Linked DNA regions of Homo sapiens: region 1 is linked to region 2. A link is a loop called in an ENCODE intact Hi-C map of the cell type or tissue named here. Cell type or tissue: CD4-positive, alpha-beta T cell. All regions are shown on one strand. Each heading gives the region's core, and the rest is flanking DNA. Links, peaks and the distances in the headings are about the cores only.

What was found. A loop is a pair of places that touch in the nucleus more often than their neighbours do. Peaks named below come from ENCODE experiments on the same cell type or tissue, not always from the same donor. Only the 100,000 strongest peaks of a DNase experiment are listed, where the experiment ranks them.
Region 1: it touches region 2 in a loop (38-fold over the local background); 1 of 110 quality-filtered maps calls a loop at or near these places.

What each region holds. Positions count from the first base shown.
Region 1 is chr18:47,173,423-47,188,258 of GRCh38, reverse strand. IER3IP1 (immediate early response 3 interacting protein 1) reads left to right here and starts at 11,895. Exons shown (of 3, transcript NM_016097.5): 1 at 11,895-12,072. The coding sequence starts at 11,982. RefSeq lists enhancers at 11,727-11,856, 11,867-11,986. In CD4-positive, alpha-beta T cell, for the core only: no CTCF peak of the experiment used is centred there; a DNase peak (open chromatin) is centred at 11,858; H3K4me3 peaks cover 1,590 bases.
Region 2 is chr18:47,742,352-47,758,196 of GRCh38, reverse strand. No RefSeq gene overlaps it. Among named protein-coding and RNA genes, the nearest start is that of SMAD2, 180 kb to the left of the region's middle. RefSeq lists a silencer at 8,831-9,010. In CD4-positive, alpha-beta T cell, for the core only: CTCF peaks have their summits at 8,645 and 8,849 (motif pointing right); a DNase peak (open chromatin) is centred at 8,876; H3K4me3 peaks cover 272 bases; H3K27me3 peaks cover 910 bases.

The sequences.
Region 1 (14,836 bases), core at 9,837-14,836, 570 kb after region 2:
AAGTGCTGGGATTACAGATATGAGCCACTGCACCTGGCCAATTTCACTTATTTTTCATTCTAGTCTTCTTGTTCTTGTGCTGGTTTTCATTACATGTCCTGATTGCCTATTTGTATTTAATAATAAGGAGCGTGAGTTCTGGAAGCTCTGTGAACTTGTGAAAGCATGAAACCAGCAGTTTAGCGGTGGATTGACCTAGTAGGGAATCCGTAGTCAAGCTAACAGCCTCCCAAATGCCACAATAAGAACAACCCTAGCTCTCCTCGATAGTTTAATTTCCTAAGAGGAAAGTACTTTCTATCTTGCGCAGTAGCAAATGCCATACTGTTTGTTATCTTGTCCAAGCGGGTTGGGAGTCAGTGCCGAGAAGGCTGACTATTGCATATACAGATCCCCAATTGATCCATCTGTTTTCAGCTCAGCTTCTCTGCTGGATCTCTGTTGTACCTGCCAACTCTGAATTGGGAGCTTTTGTGAAATTTTTCAGGGCAATGACTTCCACCTCCACTGCAACCCCTTCCGGGCTCATTCTGGGCTATAGCTTTCTCTACTGTGTATCGTCTATTGATATACTTCCTGCCACTTTTTGTCTTCCAGAGATTGTTCAAATTGCTTATGTTTCTCCATATCTTTGCTATTACAAATATGTTTCTCTTTATTTCTAATTTAATGGAAGCTCAGGAAAGAGTGAAGAGAAATACATGCATTTGGTGCACCATCTTAAACTGGAAAACAATTATGTGTATTAAAAAATCCCTAGATGATTCTGATGATCAGTCAAGTTTGGAAGACACTGACCTAAACTCTCTTTTCTTCTCACTTTCCCTTTGTTAAGCACTGAGCATTTACTGCTTTCTAACTCCTTGCATTCTATGGCACATTTTTCTTACTATTTGATCATTTTCATCAGAGCAGGAACGTATCTGATTATTATTTGTGCTTAGCCTACTGCACCTCATCCAACCCCTTGCATGATGTAACACCGTCTTAGAAGTTCAATAAATTCTCATTGAATGAAAGAATGAACAAATGAATGAAGAAATGATAAGCATTAAAGTAAGTAGTTTCTCTAGTTTTTATTCTGACTTTATTTACTTAGATGGTTTTTTTTAAAACTAAGACTAGTCACCTATATGTAGCCATTTGAGATTAATCCCCTTTTAAAATAGATGCAGTGACTCATTTTTACTTTTTAAAGAAACTTTCCATTTCCAAGAGCCCTATTTCCAGAAACACTTCATAATGTACAAGCTTTCAGCTTGCAAATGGTTTCATTTGAGCCTCATACCAGGAATAGCTTGTATGAATCCATAAACATGAATGAGGCTCTTCTTGTAGGATTTTCCTATTTTGGTCCAATGCTTACCTCAAATAGAATCCATTTGGGTGAATTCTGCTGCCATAAACCCATTTAATCTCAAGGCTGCTATTGTAAATAACAGGATTAAAAACAAACATACCTCAGTCATCATTGATTCATATCTCAGACACAGACAATAAAATATATATCTATTAAAATATATTACCAGGATAAAAATGTTAAAAACCATAATCCATTTTTGTCAGTCTTCAAGGTTTTAAATTTTTAATAAAATGAATCAGCCTTATCTTGATGAACTATTTTATAATGAATGCAGGAATAGAGATACTGAAATTTAAAAATAGGAAGAGAAAGAAAGCAAAGCCAGCAGATTTTTTGAAGAATTATTCTAATATCTGGCTTGTGAAACATTTTTCTTTACCCCATACCTGATTTTTAAAATTGAGTTAGTAAAAGCTTTTAGTCATTTCAATTAGTGACTATTTTCTTCTTCAATCAGCAAGTGCTTTTATTATTATTTTTTTAACCAATGATTCAGGTATTGTGGATGGCATTTAAATTAGTCAGGGTTATGCAGATACAATCAGCAAAATCCAGAATGTGAAAATTTCTAAAGGACAAAAGACACAGTTCTCATAACAAAAAAATTGCTTTCATTACTTGACTTTAAAAGAAATATTCGGGCTGCTCTGGGGAGAATAAATTGTAGAGAGGCAAAAGGGGATGTGCAGAGACCTGTTAGGAGTCTATTGCACTACCTACACAAGAGTGATGGTGACTTAGTCCAGGATTTTAGTGGATGAGAAATGGTCAGATTTGAAAATATATTGATGTTAAATCAACAGCATTTGCAGATGGGCTGTATGTGGTGACTGCAGGAGAAGTAGGTTTCAGAAGGAAAATCAGGAGTTCAGTTTGGGACAAGGTAAGTTTGAGATGTTAATTAAATACCCAGGTGGTAGTCAGCTGCAAATATCAGCCAAGAGTTCATGGGTAAGTTCTGGGTAGGGGATATAAATTTGGTAGTCTTTAGGGTAATGACATGTTTTAAACCATTAGAATAAATTAGATTACCAAGTGAGTGTAGATACAGTAAAGAGATATCTGTTGTTTCAAAATATTATGGAACAAACAACCTCAAAATGTAGTGACTTAAAACAATAATCATCTATTCTCACAGATCTGTGGTTGGGTGACAGTTGGTCAGTCTAGATTGGGCTTGACTGTGGTGATTTGGTTCTGTTCTACATGTCTCTCATGCTTCCCCTGGAGTTGAGGCAGGACAGGTAGTCAAGGAAGTGACCATGTCCTCAGAACACAGCCACCGTGGTGACCATACAGTCAACATAGGCCCCAGCATTTGCACTGTAGTCCAGCTCATTCAAACAAGCTATCTCCAGAAGGGAATTTCCCCTGTAAAGAGCATATGCATTTTGATTTTTACCTGTCTTCAGACTGACCCTTTGCTCATTATAATACTATAAAACACACTCCTGGGTGGAGATTTAAAATGCTAATGAGACATGCAATGTATGAACAAGCATGTATGGCTACTGTACATGGGCACCCAGAGGACCACTCACCATGCTTACTAGTAACACCTCTTCCCACATCTTTACGAATAATCATGGAAGACTCCCAGAAAGGGAATTCCCTAGTGCCAGTCTTCACTATCTCATCCTTACGAGCAACCTGCCCTGAACTCTGTCTCTCAGGGTATACTGTCTATTCTGCACTTAACTTTCAAAATATTATTTTGCCTTTGCAATACATTGTTCTATGCTGTGTCTCCTTTGCTGTGTGTCTCTTGTTTAAATTATTATAAGTGAAGAAGACGAGGACTGAGGTGTCAGGTTTGAGCCCAAGCTGAGGTCTGAGGGGAATTGGTAGATGGTGGCAGGTAGCTGGAAAAACACTTGAGGAATTGTAGGCAGCTGCAACATGGCTTTATTCTTTCTCTGGGCACAAGCCATATGGACAGCACCAGCAGGGTAGTTATACCTTTTACAGATAATAGTGGCTCCGAGCCAAGCACGAACTCATGTGAGTGGTTATCTAATGCATCTCACTCACATGGTGTGGTTTCATAATGTGTGCAGTTGTGCGCCTGCTCTCCAAACCTGCTGAGTCATGCTGCACCAGAAGGCCACTTCAGCCTACTCCAGACTAAAGCACAGCTATTACCCTTACATGAGATATCACAGCAGCCATCAACAGAACCAGTGGACCAGTCCAGGAATATTTTATTCATGGCAGTGCCAGAGATACAAGTAAAAGTAAAAACATATAAGGCCTTTAGAGTCTTGGCTCAGAGCTGGTATAGCATCACTTCCTCTTTGTTCTGTTGGCCATTTATAGCTGAATTCCAAGTCAAGCGTCAGCAAAATTATAAGGCTAAGGCATTGATACGGGGAAGGGTGAAAAATTTGAGTTCAACAGTGCAATCTTTCATATGTAAAAGGCTAAGTCCTGGTGCATTTTAACTTTAAAAGTTCAAGTTTGAATCCTACATCTACCCTGCTCCCATTTCTAATCAGGAGCCAAATGCAGACTATGCTAGACATAATCTTAACCATTGCTCTCCCTTGACTAAGAAAGTCTGTAGCAAGATGGTCCAGCATACCAAAGTGTGCTATCTGTGGGTCCAAGGAGAAAACAAAACAAAAAACACCTTGAGGAAGAAAAGAAGGAGACATCTCCACCTGAAACTGGAAAAATAAAGTTTCATCTCCAATAGTAGCGTCTGATGAGGCAACTAATGTGAGCACATGACACCATATCAAACAGACATCAGAAGCTCAGCACAAGCAGCAAGTTCTAATTTTAAATAGACAATAACCAGGAATTTTTTAAGCTGCTAAGATGCACAATATGCATTTTTATTCTGTTTTTTTGTTGGGAACAGACTTTATTTTTAACCATGACAACTATTTTATAAATATATAGTAAAATTGCCAGGCTTTTGAGTTTCTTTAGAAGTAAGGACATCAAAGAAACAATTATTTTAAAGGATATAATCTGCTATTACCAGCATAGGCTACAAGCTTGGATTTTTGAAAAATAATAAATTACATGGTACTAGTACCTGTATACTATGTTGTATTTTAAGCTGCTTTTACTGGATCTAGAGATTTTTGGAGCTCAAGGGGCCTCAGAGATGATAATCACCTAATTTTATAGATAAAGTAACAGACGTCCAGAGAAGTTAAACTGATTCTTTGATCGTAAAAGAATTGGATTGTGTGACTTGTAACCTAGTGGCAGAAAAAAGGGGTAGCTGAGGGAGGCTCTACCCAGACCTCCACTCCATCCATGACATTATCTCCAGTCATTCCCTTGCACCTGTCTTCCTTTAGTAACCAATCCAGTAAAACATGTGATTCACTGAGCAACCAAAGCTCCTGACCATGTTTCCCCAGGTGCCCCTTCCCCACGCCCAGCGTGTATTAGTCCCTTTTCAAGCTGCTGATAAAGATATACCCAAAACTGGGAAGAAAAAGGGTTTAATTGGACTTACTATTCCACATGGCTGGGGAGGCCTCAGAATCATGGTAGGAGGCAAAAGACACTTCTTACATAGTGGCGGCAAGAGAAAAATAAGGAAGAAGCAAAAGTGGAAACCTCTGATAAACCCATCAGATCTCGTGAGACTTATAAACTACCATGAGAATAGCAAGGGAAAAACTGGCCCCTGTGATTCAATTACCTCCCCCTGGGTCCCTCCCACAACACATGGGAATTCTGGGAGATACAATTCAAGTTGAGATTTGAGTGGGGACACAGCCAAACCATATCATTCTGCCCCTAGCCCCTTCAAATCTCATGTCCGCACATTTCAAAACCAACCATGCCTTCCCAACAGTCCCTCAAAGTCTTAACTCATTTCAGCATTAACCCAGAAGTCCACAGTCCAAAGTCTCATCTGAGACAAGGTAAGTCCCTTCCACCTATGAGCCTGTAAAATCAAAAGAAAGCTAGTTACTTCCTAGATACAATGGGGGTACAGGCATTGGGTAAATACAGCTGTTCCAAATGGGAAAAGTTGGCCAAAACAAAGGGGTTACAGGCCCCATGCAACTCTGAAATCCAGCGGGGCAATCAAATTTTAAAGCTCCAAAATGATCTCCTTTGACTCTAGGTCTCACATCCAGGTCACACTGATGCAAGAGGTGGGTTCCCATGGTCTTGGGTAGCTTCGCCCCTGTGGCTTTGTAGGGTACAGCCTCCCTCCCGGCTGCTTTCACAGGCTGTCATTGAGTGTCTGCAGCTTTTCCGGGTGCGTGATGCAAGCTGTAAGTGGATCTACCATTCTGGGGTCTGGAGGACAGTGACCCTCTTTTCACAGCCCCGCTAGGCAGTGCCCCAGGAGGGACTCTGTGTGGGGGTTCCAACACCACATTTCCCTTCCGCACTGCCCTAGCAGAGGTTCTTCATGAGGGCCCTGCCCCTGCAGCAAACTTTTGCCTGGTCATCCAGGCATTTCCATACATCTGAAATCTAGGTGGAAGTTCCCAAACCTCAATTCTTGACTTCTGTGTCCTTGCAGACTCAACGCCATGTGGAAGCTGCCAGGGCTTGGGGCTTTCCCCCTCTGAAGCCACACCCTGAGCTCTACGTTGGCCGCTTTCAGACATGGCTGGGGCGGCTGGGACACAGGGCACCAAGTCCCTAGGCTGCACACAGGAAAGGAACCCTGGGTCCTGCCCACAAAACCACTTTTTCCTCCTACACCTCTATGCCTGTGATGGGAGGGGCTGCCATGAAGGTCTCTGACATGGCCTGGACGCATTTTCCCCATGGTCTTGGGGATTAACATTAGGCCCCTTTCTACTTATATAAATTTCTGCAGCCGGCTTGAATTTCTTCTCAGAAAATGGGTTTTTCTTTTTTACTGCATCGTCCGGCTGCAAATTTTCTAAACTTTTATGCTCTGTTTCCCTTTTAAAATGGAGTGCTTTTAATAGGACCCAAGTCATCTTTTGAATGCTCTGCTGCTTAGAAATTTCTTCTGCCACATACCCTAAATCATCTCTCCCAAGTTTAAAGTTCCACAGATCTCTAGGGCAGGGGCAAAATGCCACCAGTCTCTTTGCTAAAACATAACAAGAGTTACTTTTGCCCCAGTTCCCAACAAGTTCCTCATCTTTATCTGAGACCACCTCAGCCTGGATTTCATTGTCCATATCATTATCAGTATTTTTGTCAAAGCCATTCAACAAGTCTCTAGGAGGTTCCAAACCTTCCCACATTTTCCTGTCTTCTTCTGAGCCTTCCAAACTGTTCCAACCTCTGCCTGCTACCCAGTTCCAAAGTCGCTTCCACATTTTCAGGTATATTTTCAGCAACGCCCCACTCTACTGGTACCAATTTACTGTATTAGTCCATTTTCATGCTGCTGATAAAGACACACCCAAAACTGGGAAGAAAAAGAGATTTAATGGACTCACAATTCCACATGGCTCCAGAGGCCTCAGAATCATGGCAGGAGGCAAAGGCACTTCTTACATGGTGGTGGCAAGAGAAAAATGAGGAAGAAGCAAAAGTGGAAACCCCTGACAAACCCATCAGATCTCGTGAAACTGATTAACTACCACAAGAATAGCATGGGAAAGACCTGCCCCCATGATTCAATTACCTTCCCCTGGGTCCCTCGAACAACATGTGGGAATTCTGGGAGATACAATTCAAGTTGAGATTTGGGTGAGGATGCAGCCAAACCATATCACAGCCCAATGTAGAAATCCTAAAATAGCCACTCTCCACTCTCAGAAATAACTTTTCTTCACTGTTTTATAGACAGAATGCTTGTGTTTTCCCAAAATTCGTATGTTGAAACCCTTCCTACTAATGTGAATTATGAGGTGGGATCTTTAGGAGTCAATTAGGATTAGATTAGGTCATGAGGGTAGAGCCCTCATGTATGGGATTAGTGTATCAGAGTCCTGAGAGAGTTCGCTTCCTCTTTCTCCGCCAGGTAAGAATACAAGAAGCAGCAATTTGCATCCCTCACCAGAATCTCATCATTCTGGCACTCTGATCTCAGGCTGCCAGCATCCACAACTGCAAGCAATAAATTTGTGTTATAAGCCACCCAGTCTATGGCATTTTGTTATAGTAGCTTGAACAGGCTAAGATATTTACCATCACCAGTGTCTAGAGTTTTATGGGCCTTGAAGAACAGGAGGATTTTTTGGTATCCTGTTGTTTCCTTTATTCCCTTTATTTTATCTTTATGTGTCTTTCTCTACCTGACTTGCACTTAGGGCTAGATTTTGGAGATAGTGTTTGTGCACATCTGTGGGAAATAATACAGCTTTTCTTCCCTGTAGGCACAAACTAGTTGGCCTATTTAGGCTTAATATTTTCTTGGGAGTTTAATTATTCTTTTCTTTTGGCCAGTGTCTTTTCCAGCAGTAGCAACTTAGGGCCTTCCAAAGTCCTTTCTGGGACTTAATGTGGTGCTTTTCCCTTTTAGGGTACTCTGTGAAGTTCAGGAAGTGATTACTTTGCATACTTGCTCTGAAATAACATCTAAAATTCAACGTGTTCTAACTCAGCCTTTTATTAATGCTGTGAAAGATAAAGCCAGATACTACTTAAACTGGTAAGGACATATTTTAATCAGTAATATACTGTTGCAATAGGAAAGAGGATCTAGCATGAACTGAACTCAGCTTCAATTTGTACACAGGTGGCAGAGCTGAGTAGCTTGGTACCACAAGCACGTGCCACCACTCCTGGGCTCAAGCAGTCCTCTCACCTGAGCCTCCCAAAGTGCTGGGATTACAGGCATGAGCCCGGCTGACAGGGTGTTTCAAAGGGAGAATGAAGGAGTAGGGAGGAAGATGAGTGGTGTCTCAGTAGAGACAGGGAAGTTAAACTTCCAGGATATAAAGCAGGCAAAAAAAAGTGAAAAGGGTAGACTGGCTTAGCCTCCCAGCCTACATATTCCTCCCATGCTGGATGCTTCTACCCTTGAACATTGGACTCCAAGTTCTTCAGCTTTGAGACTTGGACTGGCTTCCTTGCTCCTCAGCTTGCAGACGGCATATTGCGGGACCTTGTGTGAGTTAATATCCTATAAACGACAAAGGATTGGTTGATGCAGTTAGGCCAGCTGTGTCTGTTGGCTGCCTTCCCATAGAGATTGGAAGACAGAGGCTCTTAACCTTCCTGATGATTGATTACATTTTAAAGGGATGGCTTTCAGGTCCTTGAGAAAGATGCTCCTGAGTTGTAGGAGAAACATGTACATCTCAAAGGGACAGGAGAAGGATTCACAATTGTAAGCCCTCTTGAGTAAACGCTCTAAGAAAGGAAGGTTGGGGCCTATTGTAAGGTGTTGGCTAAAACAAACAGTAAATTTTTTGGCAGCCTGAAGCTTTTTCAGGCAAGTAGCAACAGTAGCAACTGAATGCAACAGCGAGCTGTTAGAAACTATGTTAGTATTCAGCCAAACACAGCGGCTCACGCCTGTAATCCCAGCACTGTGGGAGGCTGAGGTGGATGGAATCACGAAGTCAGGAGATCAAGACCATCCTGGCTAACACGGTGAAACCCTGTCTCTACTAAAAATACAAAAAATTAGCTGGGCGTAGTGGCACGCGCTTATAGTCCCAGCTACTCAGAAGGCTGAGGCAGAAGAATCGCTTGAACCCAGGAGGCGGAGATTGCAGTGAGCTGAGATGGCACCACTGCCACTGCACTCCAGCCTGGTGACAAAGCAAGACTTTGTCTTAAAATAAATAAATACAATTAAAAAAAGAAACTATGTTAGTATTCAAGTGTTTTAGTGTTGGGTAAAGGAGATACACAATATGCATATCATTTGTGTGGAGAATCTGTAGTGTTTTTTTTTTTTTTTTTTTTTTTTTTTTGAGATGGAATCTCACTCTGTAACCCAGGCTGGAGTGCAGTGGCGTGATCTCGGCTCACTGCAAGCTCCGACTCCCGGGTTCATGCCGTTCTCCAGCCTCAGCCTCCCGGGTAGCTGGGAATATAGGTGCCCGCCACCATGCCCGGCTAATTTATTTGTATTTTTAAAAAATAGAGATGGGGTTTCATTGTGTTAGCCAGGATGGTCTAGATCTCCTGACCTTGTGATCCACCCGCCTCGGCCTTCCAAAGTGCTGGGATTACAGGTGTGAGCCACCGCGCCCAGCCTGTTTTGTTTTTTAGACAGGGTCTTGTTCTGTCACCCAAGCTGGAGTGCAATGGCTCAATCTCAGCTCACTGCAACCTCCGTTCCCTGGGTGCAAGTGATCCTCCCACCTCAGCCTCCTTAGTAGCTGGGACCACAGGTGTATACCACTAAGCTGAGGCATTTTTTTTTTTTTTTTGTATTTTTGGTAGAGACAGGGTCTTGCCATGTTCCCCAGGCTGAGAATCTGTAGTTTTTAAGTGGCCAATATTGAGGTGTTGTCAAGAAGAGGGCTCAGCCTGGCGGGATGACCCATTCCTGTAATAGAGTGTATTAGTCAGTATTCTCTAGAGGGACAGAACTAATAGGAGATATATATACAAAGAGGGAGCTTATTCGGTACTATTAACTCACACGATCACAAGATCCCACAATAAGCCGTCTGCAAGCTGAGGAAGCCAGTCTGAGTCCCAAAGCTGAAGAACTTGAAGTCCAACGTTCAAGGGTAGGAAGCATCCAGCATGGGAGAAAGATGTAGGCTGGGAGGCTAAGCCAGTCTACCCTTGTTGAGAGCAAGCCCCCAACAGTCTGGCCATAAACTAGCCCCAAAACTGGCCATAAATAAAATCTCTGCAGCACTATAACATGTCCATAATGGCCCTAACGCCCAAGCTGGAAGGTTGTGGGTTTACGGGAATGAGGGCAAGGAATACCTGGCCCACCCAGGTTGGAAAACTGCTTAAAGGCATTCTTAAGCCACAAACAAAAGCCTGAGAGATCTGTGTCTTAAGGATGTGTTCCTGCTGCAATTAATTCGGCCCATCCCTTCATTTCCCATAAGGGATACTTTTAGTTAATTTAACATCTATAGAAACAATGCTAATGACTGGTTTGCTGTTAATAAATACGTGGGTAAATCTTTGTTCGGGGATCTCAGCTCTGAAGGCTATAAGACCCCTGATTTCCCACTTCACACCTCTGTGTGTGTCTTTAATTCCTCTAGCACCGCTGGGTTAGGGTCTCCCCAACCGAGCTGGTCTTGGCATACCCTTTTCATTGGTTTTTTGCCTGCTTTATATCCTGGCCACTCCAGCAGCTGATTAGATGGTGCCCACTTGGATTAAGAGTGGACCTGTCTTTCCCAGCCCACTGACTCAAATGTTAATCTCCTTTGGCAACACCCTCACAGACACACCCAGGATCAATACTTTGCATCCTTCAATCCAATCAAGTTGACACTCAGTCTTAACCATCACATACAGCTAAGCAGGAGGCTAAGGCAGGAGGACTGCTCGAGCCAGGAGCTGAAGGCTGCATTGAGCTATGATGGTGCCACTGCACTCCAGCCTGGGCAACAGAGCAAGACCCTGTTCCTGGGGGGGGAAAAAAAAAAAGAAGAGGCTCAGAGGATCTTGGTTGGAGTTTGGTCAAGGAGGGGATGTTTCTCACTGAGTAATTTTAAAACAGTTATTTTGTTTTAGCATTCTGAAATCTGAAATGGGAATATTAGTATCTCCTGTATCTCCTGGGAGCATCAAGTGCAGTACTGAGCAATAGAAATATAATGCAAGCGTCACATGTCATTTACAGTATCTTCATAACCACATTAAATAAAATAATTAAAAATAAACAAGAAACCTTCCTCCCTTCCTTCCTTCTTTCCTCTTGCTCTGTCACCCAGGCTGGATCTCGGCTCACTGCAGTCTCTGCCTCCCGGGTTCAAGTGATTCTCTTCTCTCAGCCTCCTGAGTAGCTGGGATTACAGGAGCCCACCATCACACCCAGCTAATTTTTGTATTTTCAGTAGAGACAGGGTTTTGCCATGTTGGCCAGACTGGTCTCGAACTCTTGACCTTAGGTGATTTGCCCGCCTCGGTTTCCCAAAGTGCTAGAATTACAGGCGTGAGCCACTGCGCCCGGCCTCAAAATATTTTCATTTCAACATGTTATCAACATTTAAAAATTATTGGGAGGCCGAGGAGGGGGGAATCACGAGGTCAGGAGATTGAGACCATCCTGGCTAACACGGTGAAACCCCGTCTCTACTAAAAATACAAAAAATTAGCCGGGCGTGGTGGCGGGCACCTGTAGTCCCAGCTACTTGGGAGGCTGAGGCAGGAGAATGGCGTGAACCCGGGAGTCGGAGCTTGCAGTGAGCCGAGATCGTGCCACTGCACTCCAGTTTGGGCGACAGGGCCAGACTCCATCTCAAAAAAAAAAAAATTATTGGGATATTCTTCATCCTTGTTCCAGTTCCAAGTGTGTGAAATCCGGTGTGTATTTTGCACCTGCAGCACTGGCCACATCAGAGCATTGATTGCACATCACCGGTCTAGACAAGCGGCAGGACTTGCAGTCTTCAGCGAGGGGCGGTTCTTAGCCAGATGGAGGCGGGGCTTCCCGGAGAGTTCGTTTTGGGCCCCATCGGCTTCCGTAGGAAGGCGCCGGCCGTGGAGGCGCCACGTCCCTTGCGGCGGCGGGAGAGAAATCGCTTGGACTTCGGGGCGGCCTCGGACGGCCATGGCCTTTACCCTGTACTCACTGCTGCAGGCAGCCCTGCTCTGCGTCAACGCCATCGCAGTGCTGCACGAGGAGCGATTCCTCAAGAACAGTGAGTGGGACCGCGGGGCGCGGGCTGGGGCGGCGGCGGAGTCCCCGGGGGCGCGTAACCTAATGGGGCCGCGTGAGGGGACACCAAGGGCCGGGACAGAAGAACAGCGGAAGGCTCGGCTTGGAGTGGAAGCCGAGCCTTTCCTCTCATCAGGTTTGGGCTCAACAGCCGGGAGAATATTCAACAGACACCCGCTGTGCAGGGCCCAGGGGGTTGGGGTGGAGGGATATAGAAGTCAGTCAGGGACGCCTCTGCTTGCGATTACTTCAGGTCAGTAATTTAATTCAGTTTTCTGTGACTACTTTTTTTTTTGAGGGGGAGTCTCGCTCTTTTGCCCAGGCTGAAGTGCAGTGTCGCGGTCCTGTGACTACTTTTAATAGTCGAAAACCCGGGGTCTGAGTTTCGGGCTAAGAGTTGGGGGTGTGGGGCCGGGCGCGGTGGCTCCCGCCTGTAATCCCAGCACTTTGGCAGGCCGAGGCCGGCGGATCATGATGTCAGGAGTTTGGGACCAGCCTGGCCAACATGGTAAAACCCCGTCTCTACTAAAAATACAAAGATTAGCCGGACGTGGTGGTGGAAATACAAAAATTAGCCGGGCGGGAGGCTGAGGCAGGAGAATCACTTAAACCTGGGAGGCAGAGGTTGCAGTGAGCCGAGATTGCGCCATTGCACTCCAGCCTGGGCAATAGAGTGAGACTCCGTCTAACAAAACAAAACAAACAAAACAAAACGAGTTGGGTGTGGAGGGGAAGGAGGCGTGACCCATTTTGGAGCATCAGTAGTTCACTAACTGATGGAAGGCAATAAGTGTTCCTGGGCTTTAGGAATTACAGGAAGGGAACGTGTTGGAGTTATCAGGACATTCAGACACTCATGTTCCAAGAAAAGTTTATTCAGATAGCTTATTGGGTGCATAGAGTGTGCCAAAAACTCTGCTAGAATTTAGAAATTCAAAAATGAAAACACAAGTTATACCTTCCAGGACCTCACGTTGTGTACCAAGTATGCCCGTTTGAATCACTGAAACGTAAACCCAGGAGCAAGATTGATTCATTTCATTTACTTCAGAAGATATTTATTGAGTGCAAAGTATGTGCCAGGCCCATTTATAGTAACTGAAGTTACAGCAGCTACTCTGCCCTTCTGATGGAAGTTAATCTAAATAAAAACTAAACAAATGACAATAACAAGTATAGAGAGTATTATGTAAGAGAAGTACGGGCAGATACTAACTTGTGTATCTGCGAAAGCTTCTTGGAGGAAGCGTGTCTAACCTGAAATCTGATACATGAGTAAACATTAACTCGGTGAAGGTGAAGGGTTGGGAGGAGCTGGAAGGGTGAGGAGAGCTTTAAGCAGTGTAGACCTGGTGTGAAAACTGAGGCAGGTGAGAAGAGGGTCTTAAGACAGCGACATGACCAGATTTGTGTTATTTGCAAGATCCTTGAGGCTACAATACGGAGGAAAGATTGGAAGGGAAAGCAGTGGATGTGGGAAGACCCATTTTTTTTTTTTTTTGAGACGGAGTCTCACCCTGTCCCCCCGGCTGGAGTGCAGTGGCGCAATCTCGGTTCACTGCATCCTCCGCCTCCCAGGTTCAAGCGATTCTCCTGCCTCAGCTTCCCGAATGGCTGGGATTACAGGCACGCACCACCAAGCCTGGCTAATTTTTGTATTTGTAGTAGAAATGGGGTTTCACCATGTTGGTCAGGCTGGTCTCGAACTCCTGACCTCGTGATCTGCCCACCTCGGCCTCCCAAGGAAGAACAATTCTAAATAGGGCAAGTAGATACAAGTGGGTATGACAACAATAATAATAGCTAATACTTACGTAGCACTTACGTACAGGATCTGTATCAAGTGCCTTACATATATTAACTGGTGTAGCCTTCACAGCAACTCTATGAGAGAGTTTCTGTTTTCCAGTGGAAAACTAGAATCACAAAGAGAGTAGGTGGCTTTTGTAAGAACACACAGGTAGAAAGTAGAAAGTGGTGGAGCTAGGATTCAAATGTCATCTTCCAGAGTTCATCTGTTCACCGCTATCCAGAAAAGTAGAAGGGATCAAGTTGGGGTTTGAATTGTGTCCCTCAAAAAGATGTGTTGAAGTCCCAACCCTTGATACCTATGAAGGTGACCTTGTTTGGAAACAGAGTCTTTGCAGATATAATCAAGTTAAGATGAGATCATACTGGGTTAGATTGAGGGCTTTAGAGCCAATGACTGGTGCCCTTATAAGAAAAGAGAGATTTGGAGACACACAGATGCACACGCAGAAGATCATGTGACAACTGAGGCAGAGATTGGAGTGATGCATATATAAGACAAGGTATACCAAGGATTTCCAGCAACTACTGGATGTTAAGAGAGAGGCATGGATGAGATTATCCCTCAGAGCCCCCCAGAAGGAACCAACCCTGCTTACGCCTTGATTTCAGACTTTTAGCCTCCAAAATTATGAAAAAATTTCTGTTAAGCCACCCAGTTTGTGCTGCTTTGTTATGGCAGCCCTAGGAATTTTATGTGGATCAAAAGATATTTTAAAAGTAGAGGCTGGGCATGGTGGCTCATGCCTAGCACTTTAGGAGGCCAAGGTGGGCAGATCACTTGAGGTCATGAGTTTGAGACCACTCTGGACAACATGGTGAAACCTGTCTCTACTAAAAATACAGAAATTAGCAGGGTGTGGTGGTGGGCGCCTGTAATCCCAGCTACTCTGGAGGCTTAGGCAGGAGAGTCACTTGCCTGGGAAGCAGAGGTTGCA
Region 2 (15,845 bases), core at 6,284-11,283:
ATGGAGACTCTGAGGACCAGAATAGTTTTGAAAGGCCCCATGTGTGCTGTTACTAGGCATAAGAAGAAGGGTCCCACGATGAATTACTTTCTTAAAACTTTAATTCATTCATTCATCCATTCAGCAAACATTTTTGGACATTATTATATTCCAGGCACTGAATGCTGTACTGGCCCCATTGGAGAACAAGATGGGCTGGACCCCTGCTCTCACGAACCTTACATTCTGGACACTCCTGATTGTGGACCAGAGCGGGAAGCAGAGGAGCATGGCTGGAGGAGGCCTTGCAGAGGAGCAGCCTGAGAGGAGTGATTGGGCCCATGACCCTGATCATTATCTGCCATCTCATCTCCCCAGAACAGCTGGCCCTGTTTTAGGGGTTGAGATCCTGGAGGTTCTGCCGGCCGAGGACACAGTACTCACAGATGGCCTCGCCCTTGCCTTCTGGGTTTCGTGCAGGGATTGGGGTGGGGATCAGAAGCCCACCAGCTCTTTTCTCTGTGATATGAGCCAGATTGTAATGTTGAGATCAGCAACTGTATCTTTTCATCTCTGAATCTCCAAAGCCTGACACATTGTAGGTGCTCAGTAAATGTTTATCACTAAAAGATGTTACCTCGAGAATTACCTGAGGTCCCTACCTTTAAGCACTTTGTGTTATCTCCATTTACAGATGAGGACTTGGTCGTGGTCACAGAGCCTACATTTTCCGCAGAGCCCTACTTCAGTTCTTACCTCTTCCATTACTCTCTCTGTCATAATTCCAATTCATAGTTGGGTTAACCTTTTCCTGAATTCTTTTTTTTTTTTTTTTGAGACAGAGTATCGCTCTGTCACCAGGTTGGAGTGCAGTGGCACGATCTCGGCTCACTGCAGCGTCTGCCTCCCAGGTTCAAGCGATTCTCCTGCCTCAGCCTCCCAAGTAGCTGGGATTACAGGTGCCTGCCACCACGCCTGGCTAATTTTTGTATTTTTAGTAGAGATGGGGTTTCACCATGTTGGCCAGGATGGTCTCTATCTCCTGACCTCGTGATCCGCCCCTCTCGGCCTCCCAAAGTGCTGGGATTACAGGCGTGAGCCACTGCACGTGGCCACCCTTTTCCTGAATTCTTACAAGACTAAGCCTGAATTAATCATTTTATCATTTCAATAATAGCATCCATCTTAATGTCACTTGCCCTCTGCCAAGCACTGTGCTGAATGTTTTAATACTTCAACTCAGTTCTTTACAATATCCCTTTGAGAGAGGCATCTTTATTAATCCATGTTACAAAGAGAAATCTAGGGCTTACAGAAGTTAAATAATGTACCTGGAATAGCACAGCTAGTAAGTGCCACAGCTAGGATTTGAACCCTGGACGGTCTGACTCAGAAGTCTGTACCCACAAGCATCATGCTATACTGCTTCTGTTGCACCGTGTTCGGCTCAGTTCCCCACTGGAAGGCAAGTGCTTTCCGGTGCAGGGAGCACATCTCAAGGTTTTGTTTGTTTGTCTTTGTGATTTTCTGCCCACCTGTAAAGGCCTGGCATAATGCCTTGTGTATGGTTGATAATCAGTAAAGACTTGCTGTGCTGAAATTTCACTTGCGGCGCTGTCAGGCTGCAGGCTGCCACTAGGTGGTGCTACATTCCAGGGAGTGGACAGTGGCGGGCCATTTGATTGGCAAGAGGCAGGGTTCTGATAGCTCTGGACAAGGGGAGAGGAGTGTGGTCTATTCAGAAACGGGAAGGCTGGGGCCGTGGAGGAGGGGGACTTCATACCTCCTGAGAGGATATGGGGGGAGAGAGAATCTACTACCCAACTGGTGCCTAATGTTGCATCCCAGGAAGCACCGCAGTTAGAAAAGTGGGCTGGCCAGAAAACAGAGGGGCCAGAGTGCGTCTGCAGCCCACAGAGGTGGGATGGAAACAAGTCAAGGTCATAGGGCATCAGAAAACCTACCAGGCTGTTGGTAGAGAGGCCCTGGCCTGCCTTTCTGCCCAGGACCATAGGAGGCAAATGGCCAAATCAACATTTTAATTCCACTCCCATTCAGATGTGTGGCTCCCCATCTTCTAGTTGGGCCCTCAGGCCACTATTGTTTTAGGTGCCCAGGGGAGAAATGTGCAGTGACTGATTCTAGACCCTGGCCCTCTGGCCCCTGCTACCTGTCTGTTCTCCTCTTCCACACTCCCCTCTGGCACATTGTAGGTGGAGCCACACTTTGGTGGAGAAAGGAGTTTAGTGCTGTGTACCAGATTGAGATGGAAAGTGTTGAAGGCAGAGTTCAGATATGGATGGGTCTCTGCAGGCTGTCCTAGTCAGGGAGGGCTTCCTGGAGAGGGAGATCCCAGTGGACAGGTGGGGTCTGATCCTGTACCTTTGAGTGTCAGGCCTTGGTGTTTGGCAGTGGTTTAGCTCAGCAGGAAGAGCAGAGGATGTCAGGAGACTTGGGCATTGGCCACAGGCTAGCTGTGGGCAGTGACTGCATCTCAGCCTCAGTTTCCTCTTCTGAAGGGTGACCATATTTATTGTCCACACCAGGATGATATTGTGAGTGAAAGGAATATTAATTGCCCTGGGTCAAAGGCAGAAACTGGGATGCTGTCTGGGAAAACCAGAATATAAGGTCACCCAATTTCTATGTAAAATGAGTTGCCTTCTAAGGACCATCAACTCGAGGTCCTCTGATTTCTGACTCTAAGGGAAGCACACAGTAGGGACACAGAAATGAGGCCAGAAAGTCCTGGTTCTGTCACATTCTAGATGCATGGAAGATTTGAGTGATGCTCACTCATGAATCCATGGATCTATTCATCCAATCCAGCTATCCATCCATGAGTCACACAGGACCAACAACTCTGCGGGAAGCCCCTGGGTCCCAGGCTCTGGAGGGCTGCACAGACACACTGCTGTTCTCAGGGAAGAGCTGAGGCGCCCTTTCACCTGGCAAGGCTCTCTTGTGCTGGAGTTGGGTCCTTCCCTCCCTTCCTTGTCCTACCCTAGCTCTGCCCCTGAGGAATTCTTGATGCTATCCACGCTCCTTTCCTTGGGCCCCTGGTGCACAGAGTATGCTGCACCCCCCGACCCCAGGAGGTTTGCTAGGAAGCACTTGGGATGGCCCCCGGTTCTGTCTGGCCCTGCCTTACCCACCCATCCTCATCCCACCCCAGCCTCTGCAGCCTAACAACCCCATGACAAATTATCCCATGGCGAAGTTAAATTGGCTGCTGCATCCAATACCGTGGATTATAGAGAAAGGAAAATACATAGCTCATTAACTCAAATCCCAGCCCCTCCCCCAGGCCTTGTTTTTTCTTCATCCCTCCTCTACTTATCTCTGGAGAAGAGACCTGGCCACAGGACTGCCTCCTCTTCCTTCTAACGACTTCTTGGGAGAGGGAGGAACTTGAAGGTAGGGGACATGGGCTTTCAGGACGCCAGGACCAGGTGAGCACTCTCGCACTGCATGGGACCCACCAGCAGAGGGCGCCACAGCACAGCGGAACCCGCGGGAAAGATGGAGACCTGCGGAGAGGGACTCCTGGAGGCTGGAGTGGACGCTGGCAGGGGAGAGCTTCCTCCCCAGGACTTTCCCTTATATTAATACAAGGGAAAGCAGGGCAGATCTCGCCCTGGAGACCCTTTCTGGAGCAGGGAAGGGGACCGCCCCGCTGAGAGCCAGGGCCATGCCACAGCAGCAGGGCTGTGTCGTGGAAGGAGGGGAGTTGCGCCGGGTGCGGGGCGCCCTTGTCTTGAACTGGCCCGGGGCTTCCGGTTTCAGCGGACTGCGGGGGCGGCGGCGCCAGGGCAGGAGGCTGGGGACGGAGGCTGGGATCCGTGTTGGGTGGGACACTTGCTGCTTGAGAAGATGTCCTTCTCCCCCATTCAAGGGCTCACCTGTGGCCAGATAGGGAAGAGCCACGCTTTCAGAGGGTCATGAAGAATTCATCCAGCCTTTGTGCCCGCCTGACCGTGAACTCGAGCCGAGACAATGGCAGGGCTGGGGGCCTTTGTCTCCCTCCCAGCAGAGGCAGTGTCAAGTGTTGGCCACCTGTGGGCGGGGAGCCCCCTCTCTTGGGAGAAGGGCAGTCCTGTAACTTGACGAGGGGCACCAAATTCAGGGCTAATTAATTGGAAATTAAATTTTCCATTTGGCTGGGCCAGAAACAATTGGGGTTGGGGACCTAAAGTCAGGAGAGGCCATTGGAAAGAGGGAAGGTGTATATGGTGTGTGTCTCCGCTAACGTTATACTGTGGAGGAAGCAGGGTGTGCCCCCAAGACGCACAGTCAGAAAATCAACCAACCAACAAACAATTCAACACCAGAAATGGTGGCTGTACTCAGCATGCTTTCCTAGCAAGGAGGCAGGCCAACGAAGGCGCTTGCAAAAGCAAGAAGGCCCCTCATTCCACAGAGTTTCAGGCACCCACCATGTGCTTGACACTGTGCCATGTCCATCAGCAATGCATGTGCTGCCTGAAATTCCACCATTAGAAATTCATTTCTTTGTGACTTTACAGCTGTTTAATTAAGTTAGCATTTATTGAACTCACATTATATGCTGGGTACAATTTCACATGTGGGGCTGCGTCAGTGAACAAAAGGCAAACTGCCTGCTCTTGTGGAGCCGCTAGTCCAGTAGGGAAGACAAAGATAAAGAAATAGATATATTATTTGTAAGGTGAAGGCATTCTGTGTGGGGCAACACGGGCTGTTCTTTTAGATAGGGTGGTCAGGGTAGGCCTCATGGAGGGGAACTTGGGCAGCCATCTGAAAACTGTGATGGAGTTAGCCGTGTGGCTGTCTGCGGGAGGGCATTGCAGGCAGAAGGAAGGGCAGTGGTGCAAGATGGGACTGTGCTTGGTATCTGTTGAGTGGGCCAGCCTGGCTGGAACAAAATGAGCAGGGAGGAGAAATGTAGAAGCTGTGGTTGGATTCGAGCATGTGGGGCCTTGGAGGCCATTGAGAGGACTTTGGCTTTAATGGTGAATAAGATGGGCTGTGGGGGTTTTGAGCAGGGAGGGACCTGATTCTACCCATGTTTCACCAGGTCATTCTGGCTGGCATGTGGCAGGTGGAGGGATAGAGGCGGGGACATGGGGCAAGTGTGGAGGACAGTTAGAAGCTACTGCAATGGTCCAGGTGTGAGATGGCATCCCCAGACCCCATCGGCGATGCTACTGCCTCTGTGTTTGGTGGTGGGGCTGGTCCCTCATCTAAGTCCTTCTCAGCCCTAATAGAGATGCCCGCACCTGCCCCACCTGGCTGTGCCAAAGCCTGCCCTGGAATTGAGATGGTGACACCCTCCCTGCCCTGACCCTTGCCCTTGAGAGAAGCCTCAGATCCTGTCTAGTGGTCCAGAGGCCTGGTTCTTCCTCCCAGCTCTGACTCTGAGTGTTTCCAGCCATTTTTTTCATACCTCTGTGCTTCAGTTTCCTCACTATAAAACTGATAAGTGGCCAGGCGCGGTGGCTTATGCTTGTAATCCCAGCACTTTGGGAGGCCGAGGCTGGTGGATCACGAGGTCAGGAGATGGAGACCATCCTGGCTAACATGTGAAACCCCGTCTCTACTAAAAATACAAAAAATTAGCTGGGCGTGGTGGTGCGCACCTGTATTCCCAGCTACTTGGGAGGCTGAGGCAGGAGAATTGCTTGAATCTGGGAGGCGGAGGTTGCAGTGAGCCAAGATCATGCCATTGCACTCCAGCCTGGGTGACAGAGCAAGACTCCATCTCAAAGAAAACAACAAAAAACAAAAAACAAAAAACTGATGAGTACATTGCCTGTTCTAGGCAATTGCCTGTTCTAGGCCAGGCATGGGGGCTATAGACATGAGTAGGCTCTCCAGGAGTCTGTGGGTCCTGCAAGAGGGCAAAAAGGAAACAGAAGCATGGGACAGCATAGGTATCAGGGACTCTGTATTATTTTAAAAGTGTGCAAGGAACATGTGGGAAGGAAAGACTGGACCGATTCTGCCTGGAGCAGGGAGAGAATGCTTCCTGGAGGAGGCAGCTATTAAACTGAGGCAGGAAGGAGAAGTCAGCGTTCACTAGGCAGACAGTAGGAAATGGTGTATCTGGCAGAGAACAGCAGGTGCTAGGGCTTGGAGATGCAAAAGTGACAGTTAAAAGATATCACCTTAAAATTATTGAATTTTAGAGCCAGAAGGGACCTTGGAGATCATGAAATCTAGTGGGTTTTCAAACATGTTTTGGTCTTATTTCAAGCATATGTAGAATTCCATTGTATACACCAGTTAATATTAATAGCTAACATTCATTGAGCGTTTACCGTATGCCAGACACTTTACCTGTGTTAATTCAATTACTTTTCCCAACAATCCTTTGAGTTAGGTTACTACTAACATCTTAATTTATAGATGAGGAAAATGAGGCATAGAGGAGTTAAGAAACTTGCTCATGGTCACACAGTGTCAGTGAAAAGGCTAGGAATTGAACCCAGGTAGCCTGGTTCCTAGCCTAGGCATGTGGTTACCAGGCTGTATGGCCTCTGTAGATGTGAAGGTGGAGCTGCTTGTTTAAGGAGGGGTGGTACCCAAAAGGCCTTGTCCCCTCCTCATCCACACATTTCCCGCTGAGACCCATGGATATAACCTGCCAGCAAGAGGCTCCCTCTGAAACCACTGATTTAGATCAATCATATGATGGAGAAGCCATATCTGTCAGGTTATGCCATAGATTCCAAGGTTGTCCTGTAATGATGAGTAAGCCAGGGAAGGCTTTCTGGGGAGGGAGTGCCCATTTCATGTCATTAACACCCATTCTCTAACCATGTGGGGTGTTTTCTAGCAAAAGCTTCAGCCTTGTGGGGAGGATGCATGGGGGTTGGCAGGACAGCACATGGCTTGGTTTCCAGCCAGGACTCCTTGGTCGGTTTTCTTCAGCACTGAAGTACTCAGGTCCCAGGCCTGAGGGCAGAGGCAGGAGGAGCAAGACTCTCAGCGGACTCCATGTGGTTGATGATTGGCAGGTGGAGATGAGGAGCATGTGGGAAGTCTGCAGGTCCCAGGCAGAAAGTGCACTGCCAGGGCATCAGTGCAGGTCCCGGACATCAGTGCAGCGCCAGAGCATCAGTGCAGGTTCCGGGCAGGGCATCAGTGCAGTGCCAAGGCATCAGTGCAGTGGGTAGGAGGGACAACCCCCTTCACACTGACCGCCCCCCTCAGCTTGCTTTAAAACAGAAGAGGGTGGGATTTTGCCTTGGTGTCGGGAAAGGGCACGGTTATGTGAGGGCTGGTGGACAGGGGAGCAGTAGTTTGATTCTTGTTGGAGGCCACCCCTCCCAGTTCCCCTTACTGAGGGATTGGGGGGTACTAGAAACCCTCTGAGCTTCCAGGTCCTCATTCTAAGCTTCTAGTGTCAGCTTCCAGGGGCCAGTGGAGACCCTGCCTCCTCCAGGGTTCTTTCCTGACCTCCCAGCCCGTAGGGTCCTCGGTCCCTTGGGGCATCACTAGATCCCTCTCTGGTTCTTGCTGGTACTTTTGGCCACAGCTTTACACCCTGCTTTCCCATCCCTAGGTGCTGTTTCCCCCAGGTGGGCATCCAGCCTGTTCCAGGTATTGATTCATCCAGCATTTAGTGAGTGGCTACTCCAGGCGTCAGGCACCAAGAGGGGCCTGCCCCTCAGCAGCTCCCAGTGTGGTGTGTGTGTGTGTGTGTATGTACATGTGTGTATGTCTATATGTATGTGTACATGTATATGTATGCATATATATGAGATGTGTGCATGTGTATACGTGTGCATGTGTGTATGTATATGTGTATATGTGTGTATGTGTATATGGGTGTATGTGTGTGCATATCTTTGTATACATGTGTATATGTGTTTATATCTGTGTGTATGTGTGTATATGTATGTGTATGCATGTATATGCATGTGTGTATAAGTGTATGAATATGTGTGTATAAATGTATGTATATGCATATGTGTATAAATGTGTGTATGTATATGCATATGTGTATATAAATGTGTGTATGTATATGGGTTTATAAGTGTATGTATATATGTGTATGTGTGTATAAACGTGTGTATGTATGTATAAGTGTGTGTATGTATATGTGTATGTGTGTATGTATGTGTATGTGTGTGTATGTATATTTGTATAAATGTGTGTATGTATATGTGTGTGTATGTATATTTGTATAAATGTGTGTATGTATATGTATGTATAAGCATGTATATGTATGTTTATGTATATGTGTGTATATGTGTGTATGTGTGTATATGTGTGTGTGCATGTGTGTGTATATGTGTGTATCTGTGTCAGACTGACAACTGAGCAGGGAGACCAAGTCAATGACTGTGGTTTGGTCTGAGGAGGGCTGAGACACACACAGGCTGAGGGCCCAAACTTACCCTGAAAACTGCGGCCGAGCCCAGTAGCGGCCATCCCAGTAGCAGGTATGGGAGGCTCTTGTTAACGACCCTATCAGTGGTCCGCAAATCCACCAGAAAGGCGTAGCGTCCTTGTTAATTTCAGGCCTCTCAAAAGCAGCCCTGCCCAGCCTGTCCTGGCCCTCTCCCCTGAACATGTCATCCCTAAAATCTTGACCTCCTACACTTAAGGAGGGCCCTCCTTCCCTCCATCAACCCCATGCCCAAAGCAATCCCCTAAATCCACAGCATCCCGAATTCCAGTAACCCTTTAGAGGTTCGCGCATCCCATTACTGTTTTGGCCCTGTCCTGTCCTGCGTGGGCCAGCCAGTGTGATGTTGGTTCCTTAGCAGCCCTGGGGAGAAGCAGAGGGCGGGGGGCGTGGGGAGAGTCGAAGGAGCCATCCTGGATCCGTAGGCCTCCCGTCCGTCCGCGGGTCAGTGCGGCATCGCGGACACCAGGGGGCGCCAGAGCGTCGGGTTTCGCGCGGCTGCCCTTCGCAGTCCAGACGGCGCGGCGCGCGGCGGCCGCCAGGGGTCAGCAGAGCTCAGGGCCGCGGGCGCGAAGCGCGGGGCTCAGGGCTGGGCGGCGGCAGCTGCGTTCCCGGCTCCGAGCGCCGTTCTCTGTTAGGAGGGTAATTTAGAGCAATTACACCGATTATTATTGCTTTTCTAATTAGTGCTTTTCCTACAGAATTAGCCGAGTGTTTATTAGGAGCTGCTTGTTGCCAGCCGCTTAACTGCTTCGCTGCCGGGCGCGGGCGAGGGGAGGGGCGCCGCGTGGGGCTGCCTGGTTATGTGGTTTCGCATAAAAGCACGGATTAAATATTCATTCTCCTTTGTTACATATAGCATTAAATTTTTATCAGCTGTATGTTTTCCCTGAAGTTTTCCCTGCGTGTTAACGTTCAGGCGGACTGCAGAGGAACTCCTGGGCCTTGGCTCGTGGGGAGGACAGATCTGTGATCCTGGAGGCCAGAGGGTTCCCTCTGACATCTGTGACACCGTTAGACTTTTCCCAAGCGTGTGTCCCCGGATCCTTCTAATACCGCTGCGACGGAAGCAGGATGGATGGGGAAACTGAGACCCGCGGTGAGGGGTCTTGCATGACACTCCCAGGGCTGACACAAACCAGATTGTGGGGTCCGGCACGGAGTCTCTACCACTGTCATCTTTGGGACCTTCTAAGTCTTCAGGCCCCTCGGGAACCTCCAGCGTCACCCTGGCCATGCAGTGCCATGTGGGTGGGCCCAAGCCTCCCCTCTCACAGGAACACAGGCTTCAAACTTTTCCCAGCTCTATCCATCTAAGCCCTGCCAGGAGGGGGTCGGATACCTACGGTGCTCCTGGATTCTGCCACCTCCCGTGCGGGTGAACCTTCTGGAGCGCTTGACCCAGAGAAGTGGCTACACTTGGGGCGGGAGGCAGAGGGGAGAGATTTGGGGTTTATTCAGTGCACTCCCCTTTATGGCGAGTTAATTGTTACTTGCTTTGCCTCCAGGAGGCGGGGGACTCTTCTCACTTCACCAGTCCTGGGGAACCCATGTGAGAAAAACTAGAGGCACAAATGCGCCCACAGCAAACCAGAGGGTGTGGTTTGTACTGCCCGGCCTTGGTTCACGGTTCAAAAGGCTTCTTGGAAAACCACTGCCCCGGTGCATTCAAGTGTTTGTTTACAGCTCATTAACTACTTGATGGAAAGGTTGGGGTGGGGGAAATATTGACAGAAAATCAATCAGAAATGAAGATTAACGATCTCCAAAATATTCCTGTGGGTCCATAGGGAAATGGGACTTGAGTTCTAAAACCAGGGTCTCATAAACTGAGATATTGTTTCTCCATTTGCCTTTGCGCAGAGAGAGGTCACCAGGAATCAGGTTGTGACGAGTGGCCACACCTGCAGGGAATTTGAGATGGGCCTCCAAGGGAACCTTTTAGCTGTAAGGCCTGTTCCTCCTGGCCTTTGTTCCTGTCAGCAGGCAGAGAATAGAGAAGAAACTCAGGTTGGTTCACTTCACCACCACCGTGAGACTGGGCAAGCTGGGACCAGGACAGGGTCCCACGGGTGCCTTCGCTGCGTCCCATGCCTCTGTTCCTGTTTTATTAACTGGATGAGATCAGGCTTCCCAGGTGGAGCTGGAAGGGAAAGGCAGGCAGGTATTTTCAAATAAGCCCATGGGAGCTAGAGGTCAAATAACAGCTGGGAGATGCCTCACGCCAAACCCAGGGTGGCTCTGGAATGGCACCGGCCACAGTGGGTCCAATCACAGGGTGGAGAGGAGCCCAGGCTTGGTCCCCGCCCCCCAGTTCTGCTCGCAGGCTTCCGTCTTCATCTTCCCTCTTTCCATGTGACTGCAGTTCAGGCAGGGTACAGTGGTGTTTTAAGCTTCTGCCCCTCACCCTGAACACAGCTGCGTAGGACCCTCCAGAGGCACTCCGGTCTGGGGCAATGTCTCTACTGAGTCCCGCCCCAGGCTGCTTTGGTTGCCTGGGAGAATTCCCAGGTCCCCCTGCTGCATAGGCCTGTTTGGGACCCTGCACTTTTTTGGCAGGGCTGGATTTCCCAGGCTTAGGGGCTGGCTCCCCAGGTGCATCACACTTCAGTGTGCCCCCAAGATCTGGCCACCTCCCCTAGGTACCACCATTTCTGGCTCCCCTCTCTCTGACTGTTGAGGGGCTTTTCTGCTTTCCATCCTGCAGAGATCCTTGAGACTAAGAAGCTGAACAGAGCCTGGCTGCCTGTTTAAAATGGAGAGGAAGAAAACAGCAAGAGAGAACCCCAGCATTTGGATTGCAGTCTTCACCTCTTGCCTCATGGGGATCCACATGGTGAATGTAAACACAGTGCTGAGGCTTGTGTGGAGTCTTGAGTCCATGACGCTGGAGACCCCAGGGTAGAAGGTAGACCACCAGAGCTCTCATGCATGGGAGTGGCTCATAGCCATCACCTTTGAAATCTATTGTCTCGAGACATTGGCGAGCCTGGGCCTCAAGAGTCTTCTGGAGACACCTTCCTGCACTTAACACTGATGTCACTGACGGGGGAGCTCTGGAAGAGTGCCATGAACTTTCAAGGTTGGAAGAGGTTTCAGATGGTCTACACTGGGGTGTCTACTGGTGGCACTTAGCACTACTGACATTTGAGGCTGAATACTTCTTTGTCAGGAGACTGACTTGTGTGTTATGGAATATCTAGTAGCATCCCTGCCTCTACCCTCTAGATGCCAGCAGCATGCACACACCTCCTCCCATGTTGTGACAACCAAAAATGTCTGTAGACATTGTCACATGTTGTGGGGGAACAAAGTCACACAGTGAGACCCATTATTCTATGCTAATCTTCTTTAACAAATGCACAAACCAATACCAAGAAATAGGATATGGCATAAGCAACATCATTGAAGACTAACAAGTAGAGGGCCCAAATGCTTGGATTCTGGAATCAGCCACATCCAGACTCAAATTCCACCTCTACTACTCACTAGTTCTTCTGTGATCAGAGACAAGTAACCTCTCCTGGCCTTAGTTTGCCCCTCTATTAAATGTGCATATTAATTTTACCACCTGTATGGGTTGCCGTATTCAATAAGATGATGCACATGAAGAGTTAACAAATTGCCTGACATCTTGGAAGAGCTCAATTAATAGCTGTGAATATCAGAATCAGAAGATAGTTCTGAGCTTTTCTACTGATTAGAAATAGAAAGGCCTGCAGAAGGTATGAGACAATGGCATTCTGAGGACACCCAACAACCTCTCTCTCTCTCCAAAAAAAATAGACATAAAGAAAAAACTTTTGGCAAAGTTCTTATACATGCTCAAGCATAGTAAGCTGAGGTTGGGCGTGGTGGCTCATGCCTGTAATCCCAGCACTTTGGGAGGCCAAGGCGGGTGGGTTACGTGAGGTCAGGAGTTCGAGACCAGCCTGTCCAACATGGTGAAACTCCGTCTCTGCTAAGAATACAAAAATTAGCCAGGCCTGGTAAGGGGAGCCTGTAATCCCAGCTACTCTGGAGGCTGAGGCACAAGAATCACTTGAACCCAGGAGGCGGAGGTTGCATTGAGCTGAGATTGTGCCATTGTACTCCAGCCTGGGCGACACAGTAAGACCCCCATCTCAAAAAAAAAAAAAAAATAATAATAAGCTAGGCTGTAACCCACGAGGGAAGATGGAAAGGAGATGGGAGCAGATTAACCAAGGAAACAGCAGTGGGCCTGACCCCGAGAGGGCCCCAAGGTGGAGGTGGCTGGTGGTGACAGGGAAGGGCGTCACTGGGACAGTGGACAGGTGACTGGCTGGGATATCGCAGCAGGAGCAACAAGTGGCCCTTATGTAGTTTCTTGCTTCTGCCATTGGCCACGTAGTATCCACAGGAGTGGATGCCTGGGGCAGATGCATGTGATAGGTTTGGTATCAAATGGGGGGTTTCCTGGGGCTGGGCAAGTCTTAGAAGGAATGAGGATCCTTCACTCCCAGATGTCAGGGGTGTGTGGCCATGCCCATCTTCTGCTCTCAACAGTTGTTCCCTTTCCCTTCAAGCAGGGTGAGCAAACAGAATTGCCAGTGCTCAGCCTCAGAGAGGAAGGTGGAATCAAGAATGGCCAAATGTTTGAGGAGAGCTGATGTCATAACGCAGGAGCATCCAGATGACGAGTGAGGGAATTAGCTCTGAGAAGACAGAGGGAACAGCACAAGTAGAAAGGACTTTAAGGTAAGAAAAATTAATGTCCTCTAAAAGACGTGAAAGCATACATATATCATTGTATGGATCCATACAATAAGAATTAGTGGCTGGGTGTGGTGGCTCACACCTGTAATTGCAGCACTTTGGGAGGCCAAGGCGGGTGGATCACCTGAGGACAGAAGTTCGAGACCAGCCTGGCCAACATGGTGAAACTCCGTCTCTATTAAAAATACAAAAATTAGGCGGGCATGGAAGTGGGCACGGTGGCGGGCACCTATAATCCTAGCTACTCAAAAGCCTGAGGCAGGAGAATCGCTTGAACCCCGGAGGCAGAGGTTGCAGTGAGCTGAGATCGTGCCACTGCACTCCAACCTGGGCAACAGAGTGAGAATCTGTCTCAAAAAAAAAAAAAAAAGAAAAGAATTAGCTAGAGATTATGAAAATGGAAATTTTGCTAGTTGAACAAAAATCTCAGAATTGGTGGACTGAATTGAGGGATGAGCATAGGTGAAGAGAGAATAGCCAAAAGATCGAGGCAAGAATTTCTCCAGGAATGATGCAGAAGGTAAGATGACAGACAGCGTAAAAGGACAGTTAGTCAACACCAAGGACATTTAAATAAGGAGTACCAGGAGAATGAAATAGAAATAATGGAGAGGAGGTGACACTTAAAGAATTAGCAAAAGAATTTTCCAGAACTAAAGAAAGACATAAGTGCTCAGATTTAAAGGGCCCACACATAGCTGGCAGAACAAAACAAAATACAAGCATGGACATGTAAGTGAGATTTTTAGGACAACAAAGATAAAGGAAAAGTCCTAGAAGTCTCCTGAGAGAGAAAAAAAAAACTTAAATACATAGCACAGTTAACCCTTGAACGATCTGGGGGTTAGGGATGCTGACTTTTTGTATAGTAAAAAAATCTGTGTGTAAATTTTGACTCTACTAAAACTTAACTACTAATGGCCTGCTGTTGACTGGAAGCCTCACCAATAATGTAAACAGTTGATTAACAGATACTTTGTATGTCATATGTGTTAGACACTGTATCCTTACAATAAAGGAAGCCAGAGAAAAGAAAATGTTATCAAGAAAATCGCAGGGCCAGGTGTGGTGGCTCATGCCTCTAATCCCAGCATTTTGGGAGGTTGAGGCAGGAGGATCACTTGAGCCCAGGAGTTCGAGGCTGCAGTGAGCTATGATGGTGGCATTGCACTCCAGCCTGGCAGTCAGAGCAAGACCCTGTCTCTAAGAAAAAAAAGAAAAGAAAAAAACAGAAAAAAAATCATGAAGAAGAGGAAATCTATTTATTATTTACTAAGTGGAAGTGGAGCATCATGTCGAGTAGGCTGAGGAGGAGGAAGAGGAAGGGTTGGTTTTGCTGTCTCAGGGGTGGCAGAGGCGGAAGGAGACCTGCCTGTAAGTGGATCTGTGCAGTGCAAACCCATGTGGTTCAAGGGTCAACTGTATATTCACTCCCTGGGGCTTCTGTAACAAATTATCACAAACTGAGTGGCTTAAAACAACAGAAATTTAATTATCACAGTTCTGAAGTGTAGAAGGGTTGATTCTTCTTGGAGGCTGTGAGGGAGAGCCTGTTCCATGCCTCTCTCCTAGCTTGGGTGGCTCCTGTCAACCCTTGGCACTCCTTGGCCTGCAGCTCCATGATCCTGCTCTTTGCTTCCATCTCCACATAGCCTTCTCTGTGTCTCTGCATTCTTTCCTTTTCTTATAAGGACCCCAGTCCTTGGACTTAGGGCCCACCCTAAAAGATCCCATCTCAAGATCCTTAATTATATCTGCACACACCCTCCTTGCAAATAAGGTCACACTAACAAGTGCTGGGGGTTGGGTCTGGGACTTAAATGTGTCTTTTTGGGTAACTCACTCCAACCCACTACGCATAGGAACAAGAATTGGATTGATATCATATTCCTCATTAGCACAATTGGATACAAGAAAATAATGGAGCAATGTTTTCAAAGCTCTGAGGGGAAATGGCTTTGAACATAAATGATCATTCAAGTGCGAGGGTAAAATGAAGCTACATCAGACAAGTAAGGGTTCAGAACATTTACCAGCCTTCCAGTTCTTCTTTGGAAGAATTATTGTCTTTGGCTAGTGTGTAGGATGCCTGCCTTCCTCCATCTCCTCCCCTGTCAGCAAGGAAAAAGTATCCCAAATAGCCTGGCATTAATACCTTTACAACATTAAGATATTGATATATAAAAATACTAACATATTGATATATAAAATATTAATATATTTATGTTGTTTAACAAACTATTACAGTTATTTAGACAAAAATATTATTAGATAACATAAGAGAGTGGTTTGTTATCCTGTTCTCCCCATCCTAAATCTGCACTCCCCAGAGTAACCCCTCTCAACTCTTTTAGCTATTTAATCTGCTATTTACTTCTATATTTTAAAATTTCTTGCATAGGTAGCTATTTCTTGATTTCTCAGTTTTAAGAGTTATTGATTGACTTTCAACCACAGATAATTAAATTTTAGCTCTTTACACACCCATTTGCTCTCTCACCAAACACACAAACTATCCTTCCCCCATCCTCCAATAGAGCTGTATCACAATTTTTCATAAAAGTCACTAGTTGGGTATTTATATTAGTATGAGCATATAAATATTCATAGCTAAGCCATGTAGGGTGCTATGAGTATAATTCTTTTTTCTTCCTCCTGGATTGATACTTGCTTTTGTTTTCATTTGCTTAGTTTATAACTTGTTAGTGTATTGCAAATCTATTCCTAAATTCTT